2 separate regions of the Mus musculus genome follow, and region 1 is linked to region 2. A link is a loop called in an ENCODE intact Hi-C map of the cell type or tissue named here. Cell type or tissue: heart. All regions are shown on one strand. Each heading gives the region's core, and the rest is flanking DNA. Links, peaks and the distances in the headings are about the cores only.

The links. A loop is a pair of places that touch in the nucleus more often than their neighbours do. Peaks named below come from ENCODE experiments on the same cell type or tissue, not always from the same donor. Only the 100,000 strongest peaks of a DNase experiment are listed, where the experiment ranks them.
Region 1: it touches region 2 in a loop (2.3-fold over the local background); 2 of 42 quality-filtered maps call a loop at or near these places.

Annotation. Positions count from the first base shown.
Region 1 is chr17:51,173,796-51,183,686 of GRCm38, reverse strand. It overlaps Tbc1d5 (TBC1 domain family, member 5), which reads left to right and starts at 4,335. Exons shown (of 22, transcript NM_028162.4): 1 at 4,335-4,587. In heart, for the core only: no CTCF peak of the experiment used is centred there; DNase peaks (open chromatin) are centred at 4,306 and 4,996; H3K4me3 peaks cover 2,312 bases; H3K27ac peaks cover 2,221 bases.
Region 2 is chr17:50,983,823-50,991,822 of GRCm38, reverse strand. Tbc1d5 (TBC1 domain family, member 5) reads left to right here. Exons shown (of 22, transcript NM_028162.4): 4 at 7,149-7,218. Among named protein-coding and RNA genes, the nearest start is that of Gm31083, 110 kb to the right of the region's middle. In heart, for the core only: a CTCF peak has its summit at 3,702; no DNase peak of the experiment used is centred there.

The DNA of each region.
Region 1 (9,891 bases), core at 1,046-9,045, 190 kb before region 2:
TGTTTGAGTCCAGCCTAGGCCATATCAAAAACCAACCAACTAACCAGCTAACCAACCAATTCTATCAAATACAAAAAATTTCTTAAAGTGCTAAAACTCTGGAGATAAATAAGATACATTGTTTGTCTTTGAAAAGCCCATAGAATGTGAGACTTTTTAGGCAGCCATTCAAAACAGAATGGGGAAAACATTTCAACAAAGACAGGAGCTGACAATTTGAACTGTGTTGCTTATAACAATGTAAAATACTTTGGAGTATTTAAGTGTAACATTTAACATTAGGTATCTATAAACTCAACATAATTTCTTCTTTGAAAAAATGCATTTTTTATGCTATAAAAGAAAATCTAGACAGTTTTACATTATTAAGATTCTGCACCTAGCAACTTATTTACCAAAATATAATGCCTTATATATTGTATTTGGCTTTAATGAAAGCTTTAAAATTTAGTGGCTTAAATAAGTCATGCACTTATCTCTCTAATAGAAGTCAGAGCAGAGAGTCAATGTTGGATAGATAGGTTTTCATGAAGCAATCCAGAGACCCAGCAACTATGTTTAGTTGCTCTGCTAGGCTGTTCATCCTGGGAGCTAGGTCACTATGTCTGTATTTCTGGAACGAAGTGCACAGCAGGAATAGAATGGGAGAAACATTGTAGGGTGGACATTTTTTTTTTAAAGCAAGTAATATAGAAAATGAACACATTGCTCCCTCTAGCATTCCCTGGATGAAAATGGAGTCACATGGCCACACCCAGCCACAAGGGGGAATAGAAAATGTAGCCTCCAGATGGATGGCTGTGTTCCCAGCTGAAACTCAATTCCAATGGAAGATGAGAAAAATAGATTTGGAAGAGAGGAGGAGCCAGAAGTCTATCACGCATAGGTATGCAGACACTACATACAAATTGATTTCTGGTTTCAGCATCTTTATTTTCATTTTCTTGGTAGGCATTCTAAAAAATAATGTCAATTTTATTTGCTATGACTAGAATGAGAGTTAAGATGTCTCTAGAGCCAAACCTTCGTCCTGTAGCTGCAGTGTGAGGGTGGGGCAGAGGATGAGATGAGGGTGTTTCGCCTCAGCTCCTCAGAGGAGGAAGAAAACCACGAGGGAGGAAACTGAGTGTACCAGATTTTATTGTAAAAACAGCAACAATGATAAAAGATTGAAAAAGAGAAAACTACAATCCTCTCACTTTCCAGTCGACAACGCCATACCACAGGACTTACATTTTATTACCACGTTAGGCCGCCTTAGGTGGGTGGAGTTGAATGTTCATAAAGACAGAGGCTTAGACAGCAGGTGGTGGGTGGCACATACCTTTAATCTCAACACTCTGATTCGGAGAGGCATGCAGGTCTCTATGAGTTTGAGGCCAGCGTGGTCGACAGAGTGAGTTCCAAGACAGCCAGTACTACACAGAGAAACCCTGTCTCAAAAAACCTAAAACCACCACCACAAAAAGAAAAGAAAAGAAAAGAAAAGAAAAGAAAAGAAAAGAAAAGAAAAGAAAGCCAGTTATAGTCAAGGGCTGGCCCTTGTGCTTCCAGTTGTGTCACCCAAGACAAAGAGTTCATTTAGATATTGCCACATTTATAACAATGCTGGGATGCTGTAACTCTTGAATTGTATTACAAGTAGCATAAGTGAATCCTATGGAATTCATCAGTTCAGTTTGTTTTTCTAAGGTTACTTTAAAACAAAACAAAACATTGGGAGACTGAACCTAAGGGGTTATTCTCCACCTTGTCGTAGTGCTCTATAGACTGAGCTCTTATAGACAGACTGTTTCTGAGGGGAGAAAGAACAAGTAGGAGAGAACTGGTTCCTTTGTTAAGTTACTGTTGTGATCTAAAGGATAGTGGAGCTGCATTTAGTGGGGTCAGGTGGGCCTGCCCATCTTGGAACAACCAGGACGCAGGTTGTGGGGAATGACTGGGCTGTTTCTCATATCTTCTTGCATTTTTGGTCACATAATATACTAGGCAAGCAGGGACCTAGCTGACTCTTCCTAGCATTTAAGTCCCCATCAAGACAGCGAACTAACTCTCAGGCCTGGAGACCTAATATTCTAGCTGGATTGGGCCATTCACTTGGCCAGAGGGCTGCCTGTAGAAGGGTGGACTCACCTTAAGTTAGAGAGATAGGTGGGGTTAATTATCTTTTCAATGAAATCCTGTCCTTTTTCCTACCTAGAATCCCAATCCCCTGTATAGGCTGCAGCTGTGTAGCTAGTTAAGTCAGACTACTTTTAGAATTTTTTCTGTCTCTTCCTAATCTTGTTTTCCTTAACACTCTGGGTTTTCTTTCTTTCTTTCTTTCTTTCTACCTCTCTCTCTCTCTCTCTCTCTCTCTCTCTCTCTCTCTCTCTCTCTCTCTCCCTCCCTCCCTCCCTCCCTCCCTCCCTCCCTCCCTCCCTCCCTCCCTCCCTCCCTCCCTCCCTCCCTCCCTCCCTTCTTTCTTTCTTTCTTTCTTTCTTTCTTTCTTTCTTTCTTTCTTTCTTTCTGTAAAGTCTCCTTCCATACCATGCAGTTGGTGGTTGGCCGTGTAGCTACCCTCTGTGCCAGCTTCAATGGTGTCTTAGGAGGCACCATGACCACGTCAACTCTTTGAAAAGAAAATAATAATTGGCAGCTTGCTTACAGTGTCAGTTTAGTCCATTATCATCATGGTGAGGAACCTGGAGACATGCAGGTAGACATGGTGCTGGAGAAGCAGCTGAAAACTACTCCTGATCTGTAGGCTGAGAGACTGGGCCCACTATGAGCTTTTGAGGTTTCAAAAGCTCACTTCCTTTGACAAGGCCACACCTTCAAATCCTTCTATCACTCTACTCTCTGGTGACTAACCATTCGAACACATGAGCCTACGGGGGCGATTTTTATTTAATCACCACAAATGGTATGGCTGCTTTCTGTCTTCTTTTATCCATCTCTGAGAAGCAGCTGAGCTTTATAGTCTTCAGAGATGTTCTTTTCATCTCTAATGAAATTGCCCTTCGGTCCCTTCTTAAATTATGCTATTTATGAGACTAAGCGTCCCAAGAGGGGATAGAGATTTCTCCTGTCATTTGGTGACCACACTGAAGGACCTCTACAGTCCCAGTAACACCAGCATAGTCAGTACTTCAGGAAGGAGATGAGGGTCTGCGGTGAGATATTTCGGTGCCGGAGAACAAAGTCCACTATACATTGTAGAATACCAGTCATGTGGCTGACTGCTGTATTGCTAGCTGGGAGAGCAATATCCAAATACAGCATGATGCATCTTCCTATTTCTTAGGATTCTGTTCATGAGACTAATGTAATCATGAGTTTAGCCAGAACTTTTAATAGCTTACTCTATTCAACCTGTTCAATTTCTGCTACAGTGAGAAGGGCATTAGAAAAAAGAGAATCACTGTGTTAAGTGTGGTATGCCTTCCTTGGAAGCTAGCTAACTTTCTGACCTCTGTTTTGGTTTCCATAATCTGAACATAACAACTGATTTTTTTTTTTTTTGCGCTATTTGTAAAGACAGATTAATAAGAGATCTCTCTTTCTCTCTCTCCAACTCAGATGAGCTATTTACCACTTTCTTATTGAAGAAGAAAATACCAGCCTCCCATTGCTGGAGGTTAAATGCAACTTTAAGTCAGGATTAAGCAGGGGCATAGGGCGGTAAAACCAGGGTCTAGTCATTTGCCAAAATTGTCATTCATTAGATTAACTATCTAATGACTAGTCATTAGTCTAGATTCGAGGTCTGAGAAGATAAAACCTGTGTGTTTTTACAGGTGTGGGGTTGCTAAAAAAACAAAACAAAAAACAGCACCTCTCTGGATTCATACAAAGAAGGTCTTCACAAAGAGGTAGTGAGTCCCTACAAAATTGGGTGGCACGACCTATCTGTCATCAGTCTGTACAGCTGTAGACCAAGGATGAAGGGAAGGCCATTTACAGGAGACAAGGAAATTGTGCGATCCGAGGCAGGAGTGCCAGATTCTTAGGACGTTCCCAGGCCTGACTTATCTCCTCGATGCCAGTCCCACCCTGGGAAGCTGGTGGCAAGTGGGGGACCTCGGGTTGTGGCAGAAGGCCGGCTCCCACTGTAGGGAGGCCCCGCGCGCATGCGCATCGGCATGGCCCAGGCAGCTCCATTGGTCTCGGGCGTCCCCTTTTCCCTCTTCACCCCGACCTATCCCCCAAGACACCAGGCTCCCAGAGCGCGGGTCACCCGCGGCTCACCCGCTGGCTCGTCCCAGGCCCGGGCGCGCGCCTGCGCACGGGTCCCCGGGCGCGCGGGGTTACTAGAGGTGGAGCGCCGGGAGGGCGCGCAGCAGGAGGCGGACGCCGTTACGGAGGGAGCGTGGTCACGTGGCCGCTGGTCACCGCCGCCACCTCCCGCCCCATTCTCTTGCTGGTCGGGCCAGGCCCGGCGTGTTCCACGAGAGCCCGGCAGACTGACGGGGAGAGAGAGAGAGAGAGCGAGAGAGCGAGATAAAGAGAGGAGAGAGACAGAGAGACTGACAGAGAGAGAGAGAGAGAGAAAGGAGGGGAGGAGGATTCAGGGAATAGGAGCTGGGGAGCCCTGCTGCGCTACAGGTAAAAAAATAACATAACGATGCTAACGGTGAAAAAGCGCCTCGCCTCCCCCGTCAGCCTCCCCGGGCAGCTGCACAGCCGTCGCTCCCTCCCCGGCCTCCCCTCAGCCTCGCTGGGCCCCGTCCCGCCGCCAGGGAAGGCCCGAGCCGCCGGCCGCGGCTTGCGCGCGGGCTGGGAAGGGAGGCGGGCTGGGGCTCGGTCCGCTGCGGGCCGGCGGGCGAGCGGGCGGAAGGGCGAGCGCGCACACGGGCGAGGCAGCCTCTCTCAGCCCGCTCGTCCCAGTCCCCGTCCCCGTTCGGTCCTCGCTCCCGGACGAGCTCGGGAAGCAGCTACCGGGCATTGCCGAGCTGCTCAGCCAGCTCTACTTCCTCTTTGGCCGGTTCCCTGTTTCTTTCAGCCCTGGGCTGCACGTTTCCTTCCCAGGCCGGAAGTCAGGCGGCTGGAGCCCGGAGCCGAGCAGCCTCGGAGGAGAGAAACCCTCTCCTGCCTTAATTTGCCTTAGTGCTACTTAAGTTAGTCACGCCGGCATCTGTCAGTTCGAGGCCTGGCAGGACCCGAGGAGAACGACTTGGGAGAGTTCCCCCTGCCCCCTCTGTTTTCCTGGAAATGTACTGTTCTTCCAATACATTCTGTGCAGATATGCGACCTAGAGTTTGGTCACTCCTAGTTACTAATAGTTTCAGGACGACTTACTAACCAATTCAGCGCTTGAGAATGGTAACAGCTTTTGAAGGTTACATCTTTTATAACCCTTCAACTTCCACCCCCCCCCCCCCATCACTTTCTGCAGAGTCCCCATTTCTCAATTCTGAACTGGACTGAAACTTTACTATGCAGGTTACATGCTAAACTGCCTGAGGTGGATTGTGCTGAAATGCTAGGGCTTTTGTACGCGTAGTCCATCACAGTGTAGTCCACAAACCACCTCTTATTAGTGTGCTGTGGCACAGGATGCACTATTGGAAAAGAACTCTTGGAATACAGTGGGAAAGAAACTCACTTTTCCGTTATGCGTCTTTGGTTCAGTTCTATTTCCAGGACTTCCTTGGTGTCCGAAATAGAATGGAAAGGGCAGCTGCAGTGGGATAGAGAGCGTTGATCAAACCTGAGTCCCTGGGGGTTGGGTTCTTGTTAAAAATGTGATAGGAATTCAGTGGATGTGGTAACTGATACAACTTGTTATTCTGCATTTCTCACGTGGTGATGGACAAGACCTTGTTCAATACAAAAGGTGTAAATATCTTCTGTGTATAGAAATGAAGTTACGTGTCTGTGAAGGACGGACACACACACACACACACACACACACACACACACCCCTTGGAATGAAGAGGTGGCCTGATAGGAAAGTTCAGTGTCAGGGTGCACTAATAAAGTTTGCTTGGGGGAAGTAGAGTGAACCAACGCTGGATTCCAGGAGAAGGAAAAGAAGTACAAATTGTGTGCTCTGTATGCTGTGTGGTGCCTGCACCACATTTTTGTTTTATTTATTTATTTATTTATTTATTTATTTATTTTTGTTAAAATGGTTTGGCGTACTTCTTAAAAGACTCGCTTCCCAGTTCATTGAGTTTTTATTAAGGCATAGGCTCGGAATCTTGGGTTCGTGTGTAATGCTGGTTGAAAGTTTCTTCGATTGGCAAAATCATTGTGTCTGATATCTTCAAGTGTAGCCTCAGTTGGGCAGTGTGTTCTTGGTATTTGAAGCACATATTTTAAACAGTTGAGAGCCACACAAAGGGTGTCCTACCTGGATTTGTTTTTTTTTTTTCCTTCATGTAATTTTTATAATGTAAATGAAAGAGTTTAAAGTATTCCATGTACTTCTTCTGGTTTTCATACATAAAAATGGTTGTCCTTTTACTTCTACGGTACAAGGAATTGAACGTAGAGCCCTTTACAGGCTAAGTAGTTAAGTTCTAAAGAGCTTTATGAAAGTCTTTATGGAAGTCTAATAGCAGCTACTTCTAGTCCCATAAGTTTTATAATCTTAATTTTAGTTATTACTTTACCTTGCTTCTTTATATCCTAAAATACATTACACATCTTAACTCACTTTATTGTTACAACTTTTAAGCAAACAGAAACTGGATGGATAAATCACATTCCTGATTGACATAGCTAATACTAATTTGGGATTCTGATTGGCTGACTTATGAATCCTTGCAAATCTTAATTATCTTGTATAACTTCCTTTTTATTATTATTATTATTATTAATTATTATTTAGAAGTAAAGGGATGAATTTTTGTAGTGTTGCTGTTTAGGAGCTTTATTTTCATTTTAAGAATTAAAATGTCCCCTTGTTAATACCCTGTGCCTGGTGCTTCTGCTCTTCCTGAGTGAGCTGCGTAAGACACACCTGTAAAGTTGTATTCTGCTCGCACTTGTTCACACGTTTGGCTGTCCCAATCTCTTCACTGCTAAATGTAAACTGTGTCTTCTTTGCTTTGACTTGGAAGGCCTTTCCTGGCCCACCTATGTCTGCCCTCCCTTCACCTTCATGCATATTTTATACGGAAGGCTTTTTCCTATTCTTCTATCCCAATGCCTAGTTTTGATAAAATTTCTTTGTATTTGTCGTTTTACACTTGTTTTCTTATTATTTAGGTTTAGAACTTAATCAAATTCCTGGCCCTCTATTTGGCTAGTAAGGGCAATAAAAACTAGCCACTGAAAAAGTAGGAAGGGCAACCCATAAATAAAGGACTATATTTTAAGTTGAATAGTATATGTTTTACTGCAAATTAATATATCACCTTCCCTGACTTCTCTCTGTGTGTCTTCCTCTGTGTCGGTGTGAATAGTGGGGCTTTACTGTCTGTTTAGGCAGTTCTTTCCATATGGATAGATCAGTAGGATAGTAGTATGGTATGCTGTGTGGTCTGAAACTTGAGAAATTATTATTGCTTGTAGGATTTTTTCACCATCTCTTTATAGTTTTAGTGTAATTCTTTTGTAAAACCAATACTATTTATTTTGGGGGAGGGTGAAGTTTTATTGTCATATTCCGTAATACCATTAACATATTTAGGTCAAACAAAAGCTATTAAAATTATACTATGTCAGAAATAGACCTTTCTAATTAGTCTTGACTGGTTATGTAGAATAATGACATTTAGAAGTGTTCCTACGTCATTTTGTTATGGTGTACTGCTGAGAAAACATCCTATTTTTGACACATACTAAGTAATATCTTGGAACTTTAGTGGAAAAACAGTATTTTCTCATTAGTGTCAGAAACACTGTCACTCTTATCTCTTTTTAACACTGCCACTGCATTATCTTTTTATAATACAGGTGATCTTAGAGAAATCTGTATAAAACTTTTATATGAAACATTGTAGTACTTTGTGTGTTGAGCAATAATCCATTATAAAATCAGTTTAGTCAGTTTTAGAAGTCATTGCAGTATTTAATTACTGAAGAATTTCAGGACAACACATCTTTTCTTTATATGTATACACACACACACACACACACACACACATATATGTATGTATATATATATGTATATATACACACACACATGTTTTATATATATATGTGTGTGTTTTGTTTTTTTTTTTTTTTTTTTTTTTTTGCCTCTGGCCTGGCTGACAGTGGCTGCCTTTAACCCTAGCACTTGGGAGGCAGAGACAAACTAATCTTCGTGAAAACAGTGTGGTCTACATTATGAGTTCCAGGCCACTCAGGACTATATAGTGAAACCCTGTCTCATTAAAAAAAAAAAAAGCAGCATCAGAAGATGGCAAGATGACAATCTACCAATTATTGTGGATACTGTTGTAATCATGCCTTTGTGATTAGAGGGAAAGCATCTGTAGTTTCCATGTTTTAGTCTGTATGGATGAAAAAACAGGAAGTTTTGTGATTAGACATTGCAGATTTTCATAATTTGTTGAGCCTTTTCTTGTGTCTATATGAGTTCATTATTCTATCTTCACTTCATTTGTAAATGACTACAAAATAGCCTAATTAAACATTGGAAATTATTTAGTTGGTACAGTTTGTTTGAGATACTGAAAGTCTGAAAATGGTGGTGCTATTGGTCTAACATTATGCATATACAATTAAAATGGTTAAAGTGATTAATTATAGGTCTTTGTGTTGGGAGAGCTGATGAACTAACTCTTCTGGTATGGTTTTCCTTTCTTGCTCTCCTTGTCTTTTATCTACCCCGCTTTGGAGAGGAAGAAGGAAAAGCATTCAAGTTATATCAGTATTTCCTTGGTGGAGTTAGAACTAGAGTCATATTCTTCTAGTTGTAGCCTAGTGTTTCTGAGATAGCCTGTAGCCTGCTACTGGCATTAAAAAAGGAGGAAGTAGCAAGTGCATTATGTTCAGCCAACACAAATGTGGATATTATGGGATTTCTGTTTTACTATGTAATGTGTACATTACTGTGATATACCATTTATTCCTTAAAGAGGGATTATTTTTTGTGTTTGTTGTTGTTAGAAAAGGAGTGGTATGGAAAATACGGGTACCCATGTATTTCCTAGAAAGCAAATGTCAAGATTTTGATGGAGGCTAGTAGACAATAAGCATTTCACCTTGTTTTCAGATACAAGCCCATTAAAAGAATGGTTGACTAGGAAGAGCCAGCAAGGCTAGTCTATCAGCACATGGTGAATAAGCCATGAGAGAAGTAGGTGGGGTGCTGGGTTTGGAGATGTTGATCTTATTTTTGACTGTCAGTAAGACATGTATATGTTGGGAATCACTTAGGAACCTTATAGTCTGTTTACTTATAGAACCTGAACATAGACTCAGTAAAGCTGTGATTTAAACTAGAATTACTTATGTTAGCTGTTTGAAGCTTGTTATTAAAGATTCTTGAAAGATTAGGGACGCAAGTTGTTTCTGTAAATAAAGAGTTTTATTTTTACTTTAACTCTGATATTACCCACAGGGCACCTGATTCTAGAGAAAAGAAAGGGGAGTTGTTAATAGAATTATAGTCTAGATCCAGACAATACTGAGCTGAAATTCTACTTCTGTTTGTTGGTGAGGCATCTCAGAAAACTTGTGTAGATTTTCATTAAAATATCACATAAAAGTTTAACTGAGATAGTGGGTTATATAAATGCCTGGAGTTTTGTGCTCAGCAGATACGTCTAAATAATGTCAGGTTCCTGTTCTTTTACATTTCTTATTCTTTCAGTGTCTATAATCTTAAATTGATCTTTAATCTTAATTAGTACATTTATGGGATTTTAAAATACTGTTTTGACGAGATCAAGACCATGCATTCGGCAATTAAGTAATGCTATTTACAAAAAAAAAAAAAAAAAAAAAAAA
Region 2 (8,000 bases), core at 1-8,000:
ATTTATAGATTGTCACTTGATGAATCAGTCTTGTCTAAACAGGGAGAACTTGTAGTGAAATTTCAAGTGTATGATTCATTGACCTTAATATTATTGTCTATGTTTAAATGAATATTTTCTAATACTCTTTGACGCCATGCTTACTTTTAGGAAGCTCTTCTCTAAGTCTGTTTTCGTGTGCTCTCTCCTGCCTATTCAGATTTTATTATTATAGAAATATAATAACTACGATTAACTAAATTACAACATTGTAGGCTGCAAACCTCTCTGGAAATAGGATATGTATATAGTAAGGGTTTGCTGTGGTCATGGCAGATAGCCTGTAGAGTTGGTGTAGCTCAGTGCTAAGTTCCATTACTATTAAAATAAGACCATAACTTAGTATCTTTTGTTAAATATTAGTAAAATAAATTTTTCCTATAGTAAGACATAGTTATGTGCAGGACTGTAGAAGCTCATTATTTTGGAGAATTTTGTGGATCATTGACGCTATCTAGGAAATGTTTTAGAGCCTCAGTATGGCCTTTCTGTTAATCACTCTCCAAGCTGTGTACTTACTTCTAACAGTCTGTAGAGCTCTATTGCTCAGGACTCATCATGAAGTCCTGTGTCATGTGCCCTAAGTTTGCTCAGAGTACAGTTCACAGAAGGTAACTTCTAGTGATAGGCTGTCCCCACCAGCTCAGCAAGTTCTTTCTACAACTATCCATGCCATCCACCTCCACGGGAAACCCAGCAACACCTTCTGCTACTTTCCTTTCATAATTTTCTGAATTTTTTTCCTTTCTTTTTTATAACTTTGTGAGCATGTTTGAGTGTAGATAGTGTATCTGTGTTTAAATGGGTCAGTTCCTGGAAGGTGTGGACATGGGTTGGTTCTTGGAAGCAAGAGATCAACATCAAATGGCCTCTCCTATTTTTTTCCACCTTAATTTTTGAGACAATATTGCTTCACTGAACTTGGTGCTTGTTGATTTGGCTAGACTTAGTGAGTAAGGAGGACCAGGATCTCTGTCATTTGAATTGGAGTTGCAGACATGATAGCCATATTAGCTTTCTATAATATTATATTCTATAATATCTATAAAACCTCAGGTGTTTACGTGTATTTGCGGAAAGGGCTGTGCCCACTGCACCATTTGATTCTCTGCTATTTAAAATATGCACTCAGAAGGCAGAGGCAGGTGGATCTCTGATTTCCGGGACTGCTAGTCCACGGTACCAGGACAGTCAGGGCTACACAGAGAAACCCTGTTTCAAACAACAACAAAACAAAAACCAAAACAAACAAAAGAGCAAATGTGGTACTGAATGTAACATGAAGATTTCATGAAACTTTTCTCAGTATCTTGATGACATACATAACCTCTATTCTCTGAGACAAGTTGATCTGACTTAAAACAATGCCCAAAAAATATTTTCTTTCCAAAGAGTTTTTATTATTTAAAAATAACAATTTTAAGATAGAGAAATTAATCAGACCATTATTTGATCTTTAAAATGTAGATAAATTCAAGATAATAAAGAAGATTAAACTGTCTCCTCACAGTTTGCTTTAAAATACTGTGTATCGGCACATGACTACATTTTAACCATAATATTTTTAATCATGCTTTCTGAGGATATTAAAGTTAATAAAACATTTAATTGCTTTTTCTAATCTTAGTTTGAATCAAAGCCTCTCCCCTATACACTAGTAGAAACCTAAAAAGTAAATACCACTTCTCTGACAGGTCTTTCTTGAGTGTGCAGTGTTTTTCAGTGTTCCGACTTAGCCTGCGGTGATACTTTCAAATTCAGTGCTTTCAAATGTAAGCTAAAGGCACATTTGAGTAACTATTCTTATCTGTAGTGTTTGTCTATCTACTTTAACCTAGTTTAAATATTTTTATTCTTTTCGAAACAGATAGATCTTGGTGCATAAAAAATTTCTATAGAAACTTATTATAAATCTTCACTTAGCATGATTTCAACAGTTCATGGATCAAACAAATAAATATCATTATCTCAACATGAGTGTAGTTAAAGCAAAAAGAATATCTTGAGTTTACTTATCCTATTTTGAAATTTAAGTTACAGTTATATGATTATTGTCATAATAACTTAGATACATATATGTTAGAAATTATTACTTGAAAATACTGGGGATTTGTATAATCATTCCAGCTAACACAAATTGAGAACATTTTTTTCTTCAAATGAGCATATTACTTCATTTTTAATTTTTCCCCTTATTGAAAATAGAATCTTTTCTCACGTAATATTTCCTGATTATGGCTTCTCTCCTTCTTCTTCTCCTAGTTCCTTCCTACCTCCCCTCTAGATCTACTCCTTTTCTGTCTCTCAAAAAGAAAGACTGGCTTCTCTGTGATCATAAGGAAATGTAATAAAACATAAAACAAAAACTAGTATATCGGAGTTGTTCAAAACCAACAGGGAAAAGAAAGAGCTCAAGGAGAGAGCACAAGAATCAGAGACCCACTCGTTCCCACACTCAGGAATCACATAGGAGCACTGAACTGGAAGCCATAATGCATGTGTACAGACCGGACTTGATACAAAAGCTTGCAGCTCTGTGCATGCTGCCTTGGTCTCTAGTCTCTGTGAGTTCATATGACCTTCGATCCTGTTGATTTAGAGAGCCTTATTTCTTGGTGTCCTGCATCTCCTCTGGCTCTTACACTTTCTATCTTCTCTTCTGAGGGATATCCTGAGCGCTGAGTGGAGAGATTTGATTGAGACATTCCACGGGGCTGAGTGTTCCAAGGTCTCTCACTCTCCGTGCCACCATTTTCTCTTCCAGGGAGGACTCCACTGGAGATGAGAGTTTGTGCTGGGTTGGTATTTACATATGTCCTTTGGTAGTGTGCAGAGAACCTTCCTATATCAAAGACCTATAAAGTAGGGGTGAAGGTACTGTGTGGACACACCAGATCAATTTCTCCTTGTTCAATGAGGAGAACCTCCTTGTGTTTGTGTTGTCTTCAGCAATATAGCCTTGCTGTCAGTCTGCAGATCAACCACCTATTCCCTTGAAGACAACCTGAGTTGTTTGCGGATTTCCATGGGACCCCTTTGGCCAACAACACAGTTAGATGTAATTCTGCCCCAGTACTGATAACTTCATTTAGTGACAATAGAAGAGCCAAACTACTTTGTGTTACTTATTTTACGAAGTTGCTTACCAAGTAATAATAGTAAAAATAATAATAATAATAATAATACGTAAATTTCACACATTTGTAGCTACAAGAATTGGTGAGTTGATGTTAAAGATATAAACTAGAGTATATTGTAAATTATTGTATAACATTGATTGTTATACTGTATATTTGTGTATAATTCATATACATATTTAAATTATATAAGCTGAGTTAAAATCGCCATGTCCCTTTGTATACTAGGTTTTGAAATACCTTTAAAATCGAAATTATATTCTGAAAATTGTCTTACGCTGTTAAATTACTTTTCAAACAAAAGGAAATTTAGTATTCTAAAACACAATTGAGTATTTGTGTTATATTAACACTTAAAGCCTTTTTGTGTGTGTGCATGCAGGGTATGTGTGTGTGTTTCTATCTGTCTATGTGAGTGAAAATCAGTCTGTACAGTCTTGTTGCACTTATTGTTGGTTGTTTGACAGCTTGATTCCCAAATTACGAGGACACCTAAAAACATATTAAACTCTCTTGCACCCTCTGTTGATATTTTAGAGGAACACTACACATACGTTCCAAGATTATATTGTCATTGCACTTACTTCCTTCCCTTTGAAATTAATGCTTACTTTACTACATTTAAAAGCAAATTAGTAATAGAATGACATTTGCTTGTAGTTTTTATTTGGGGTTTTCTCATCTTTAGATGCGCTCTTAGCATGTCACAGTTTAAATGAAGGATGAGTTTCTGTTGTCTGTCTGTTTTCTCCTGGTTATCAGTGGTAACGCCTCCAAATGTCTCACATTAATAAAGATTCCTACAGTACATAGCATCCTTTATGTACAGTTTTCTAGGAATACAAACTCTGGTGTGTGTGTGTGTGTGTGTGTGTGTGTGTGTGTGTGTGTGTGTGTGTGTAAACCTTTCAACAGTCGTTTACTCCAGAATAAGAATTTAAAACATCTATACTAAAATTGAGAACTTGTTCCTGTCATAAACATTTGCTGTAATAATTTCAACTGTAGGCTTGAAAGGACAAAGCTGTTTTTCCCACTTCAAAACTTTATTGACTTTTCCCTGTGTAACAAATTCTGAAAATTTTCACAGATATTGCTAGTGAAACAGTTTCACTCCTTATGTGGTATATTTTTGAGAAGGAAAATCTGCTTTTTTGTTTCCTTATTACAGTCTTTTGCACCTTGGAAATTACAGTTAATGTGGCATTTTCTCAGGTGACAATTACAAACTATGGAAAATATACAAAATGTGTGCAACATCTTATAATAAAATATGGCTATTGAGAAAAGCGCTAGACATGGTATTGTGGTGACTAAACCTAGCAGAGGAAGGCGTCTCATCTGCATAGCCAGTTTTAGGTCCTCTGAGCTCTACAGTGAGACACTCAAAAATAAACCAACAAACAAAGCAAATAAAATCCCCACAGCTTTTCTTATTTGAATGATTTTTAAATACTTGTTCTTATGGAATCCAGCTGAAATGAGCAAGAGTTATGTAGGTGAGATTTACCTCACTAATTGCAATCTTTAGTCCTAAAGATGAGGAAGCATCTGATGTCAGGGTATAGCAGTAATGCTTGCTCTGTGCTGGTGCTGGAATGACACACACGAAGTGTCTGCAAGCTTTTAAAGAGCATGGAATACAGGAAAATTAGGTTTAGTGACTGAGATACTATTTCTTTTATCATTTCAGATTATGATAATCCTACTAATTTTAATTGAAATAAGATATTATATGTGTAATCTCACCCTTGTTGTAAAAGAATTAGCTTACACACAACTATAATAATCATAAACATTTGCTTTTATTTTGTAAATAATTTGTCATCCTTTTTTTTAAAAATCCAGTTATCAGTGAGTGCATACCATGTGTGTTCCTTTGTGACTGAGTTATCTCACTCAGGATTTTCTAGATCCATCCATTTGCCTGTGAATTTCATGAAGTCATTGTTTTTAATAGCTGAGTAGTATTCCATTATGTAAATATACCACATTTTCTGCATCCATTCCTCTGTTGAAGGATATCTGGATTCTTTTCAGATTCTGGATACTATAAATAAGGCTGCTATGTACATTGTAGAGCATGTAAAAAGTCTTTAATTTCTTTATTTCTTCCTTGACCAAGTTATCTTTGAATAGAGCGTTGTTCAGCTTCCTTGTGTATGTGGGCTTTCTGTTGTTTCTATTGGTATCTCCAGGGGGTCTCCCTTTGTGGGGTTCCTTATTGCTTCTATTTCCATTTTTATATCCTGGATAGTTTTGTTCAATTCCTTCACCTGTTGGTTGTGTTTTCCTGTAATACTTTAAGGGATTTTTGAGTTTCCTCTTTAAGGGCTTCTAGCTGTTTATCTGTGTTCTCCTGTATTTCTTTAAGGGAGTTATTTAAAACCTTCTTAAAGTCCTCTATCATCATCATGAGATGTGATTTTAAATCAGAGTCTTGCTTTTCTGGTGTGTTGCGTCATCCAGGGCTCACTGTGGTGGGAGAACTGGATTCTGATGATGATGCCAACTAACCTTGGTTTCTGTTGCTTATGTTCTTGCCCTTGACTCTTGCCATTTGGTTATCTGTGGTGTTAGTTGGTCTTGCTGTTTCTGTCTGTGTATTTGTCATTCTCTTTGATTGAAATATGTTTTATGTTTAAAATAAGCAGTCAGAAACACCTTGGGAAGATATTTTGAAAAAGGCATCCTATTAAAAGGTTCAGCAAGCTAAGTAAGAATCTCCCTAGCGTTTGAGTGCTGGTCAGAAACACGCAGCTCTGGAGAGGAATTGGCATTCTTATGTGAAACAAGACACGGCCGCCACAGGAAGTTCATCTCCGTTTTCAGGAGCTATTTAATGAATGGCATAATTATGGAAAAAAAGTACCTTAGTATTATCTACAAAAATTTAAATCTCATTTTTAAACTGAAATCTTTACAATTACTATTTGATATAACCAGGTCTATTGTTATAATCTCAGGAAAACTGATATATCACTAAATTATTAAGTTGTTAAATGTGAAATGATTTTGAAAGTTACATTGCAGGGATTAGAACTCTAAAACTTAATTATATTCTGGTCCTAATTTGCTTTGAGGAAGAAATAATATATTTAATCATGTACTGCTTCATGAGCGCAGTATTTTAAAATATGTGTTTAATGAAGTAAACTACTAAATTTCTAAGTATAAGATGTTTTTAACTGGGATCTTGCTAACCTTTAAAATAGTTTAAAATTTTATTTTCTTCTTTAATATTGATTCTGATATTTGCATACATACACACATATATTCTAAATATGATTTTACAAATATTCTTGTTTTTATGTGCAAACAATTTTATTACAGAAAACATATGTCTTTTGTTGAAATTTCTCTCCAAGCTTTGTATTGCTTAGTTTTTAACCATTCAAATATAACATCAACAGTTAAAAACATGGTTTAGAAGAAATGTTAAGGTATACTGGAAGGTTCCTTAAAAATGTATTCTTGCTCATCACCTCCCTGTGTGTTTCCTTTTGCCTGTCTGCTTTTGAGACTGCTGGATAGTGGCATAGCTTTTAGCTTTGTTCTCTACTTCTACCCCTTTGACTATACTGCTGCTTAGAAAGGAGACCTGCTTTGTAACAAAAGAGTTCATAAATATCAGCATGTAGTTAAATGGTTTATAAGTTCCTGTGTTTCTGTGATCCATAAAAGAAATTTAACAAAAGTTATCATACTTTGCCTGCTAGCAATTACTTTGGCAGTCTCCTACCCAAATTAAGAGTTTTGATATTGGTTTGTATGTTGACCTACACGTGAGTTTTTAACCTAAAAGCTCTGAGTACAAAAGATAATTGGGAAGATAGAAAAGGGCAGGATATATATCTATTGTTTTGAAATTTTTTACTGTGAGACTACGTAGAGCTGTCACATAGTGCTTTTTAATGGAAATACTCAATTTTGCAATTTCTGTTATTTCAGTGTTTCTATTTTTGTCTCTAGGAGATCTAAGTCAAAATGGAAGAGGATCAAATTCTACCTTAGACACTGAAGGGACGTTCAATTCATATATGTAAGTGAAAATTACATACATTCACAGCTTTTGTTACAAGTTATGTTTACAAGATAGCATACCAGACACATACTTTTATAGAATTCTGGCCGTAGAATAGCAGGAACTAATTAATAACCATGCCTTTAAAATATCTCATAGATAAAGGACTTTGTGGTACACGACAGTCTGCAAGGTTAAGAAATAACAGAAATAACCTTCTAAGTTCTTACATGCATATTTTATCTTTTTGTCTTGTTAATTTTATAATGTTTATTAATTTTCTACTTTATTACATTAAAACCAAAGAAAAAGAAAGATTATTTCCAGTAATATTTGAAAATGTATATAATGGAACCAATGGAACTGATTTTCCTTGTAGGAAACCCCTTGCAAATTCAGTACTAATATATTTAAGCATTATAAGTTGCCCTTAGATAAATGAAAAATGATTTAATTTATATACGTTATTCTAATGAGTAATTATTTAGTTCTAATGATGTGTCCCAATGCTTTGGAACATGCACACACACTGTACACTTGACAACACATTTGCATACTGAGTGAGCTTCCATAGAAAGATACCAAATTTACTCCGTGATCTTTTAATGTCTTTATTTATGGACCTACTTCATTTAATTCATTGGAAGTGTGTCATTTATCTCTTCAGGTTACAGGCACTCTGTTAGCAAGGGCCCTGTATACAAAAAGCACTGGTAGGAATGTCGTGAATAATACTGTATTACAATCTGTTTATATTTGACCTTCTTATGTCATGGTAGTTGGGGTTTGTATAAGTTATC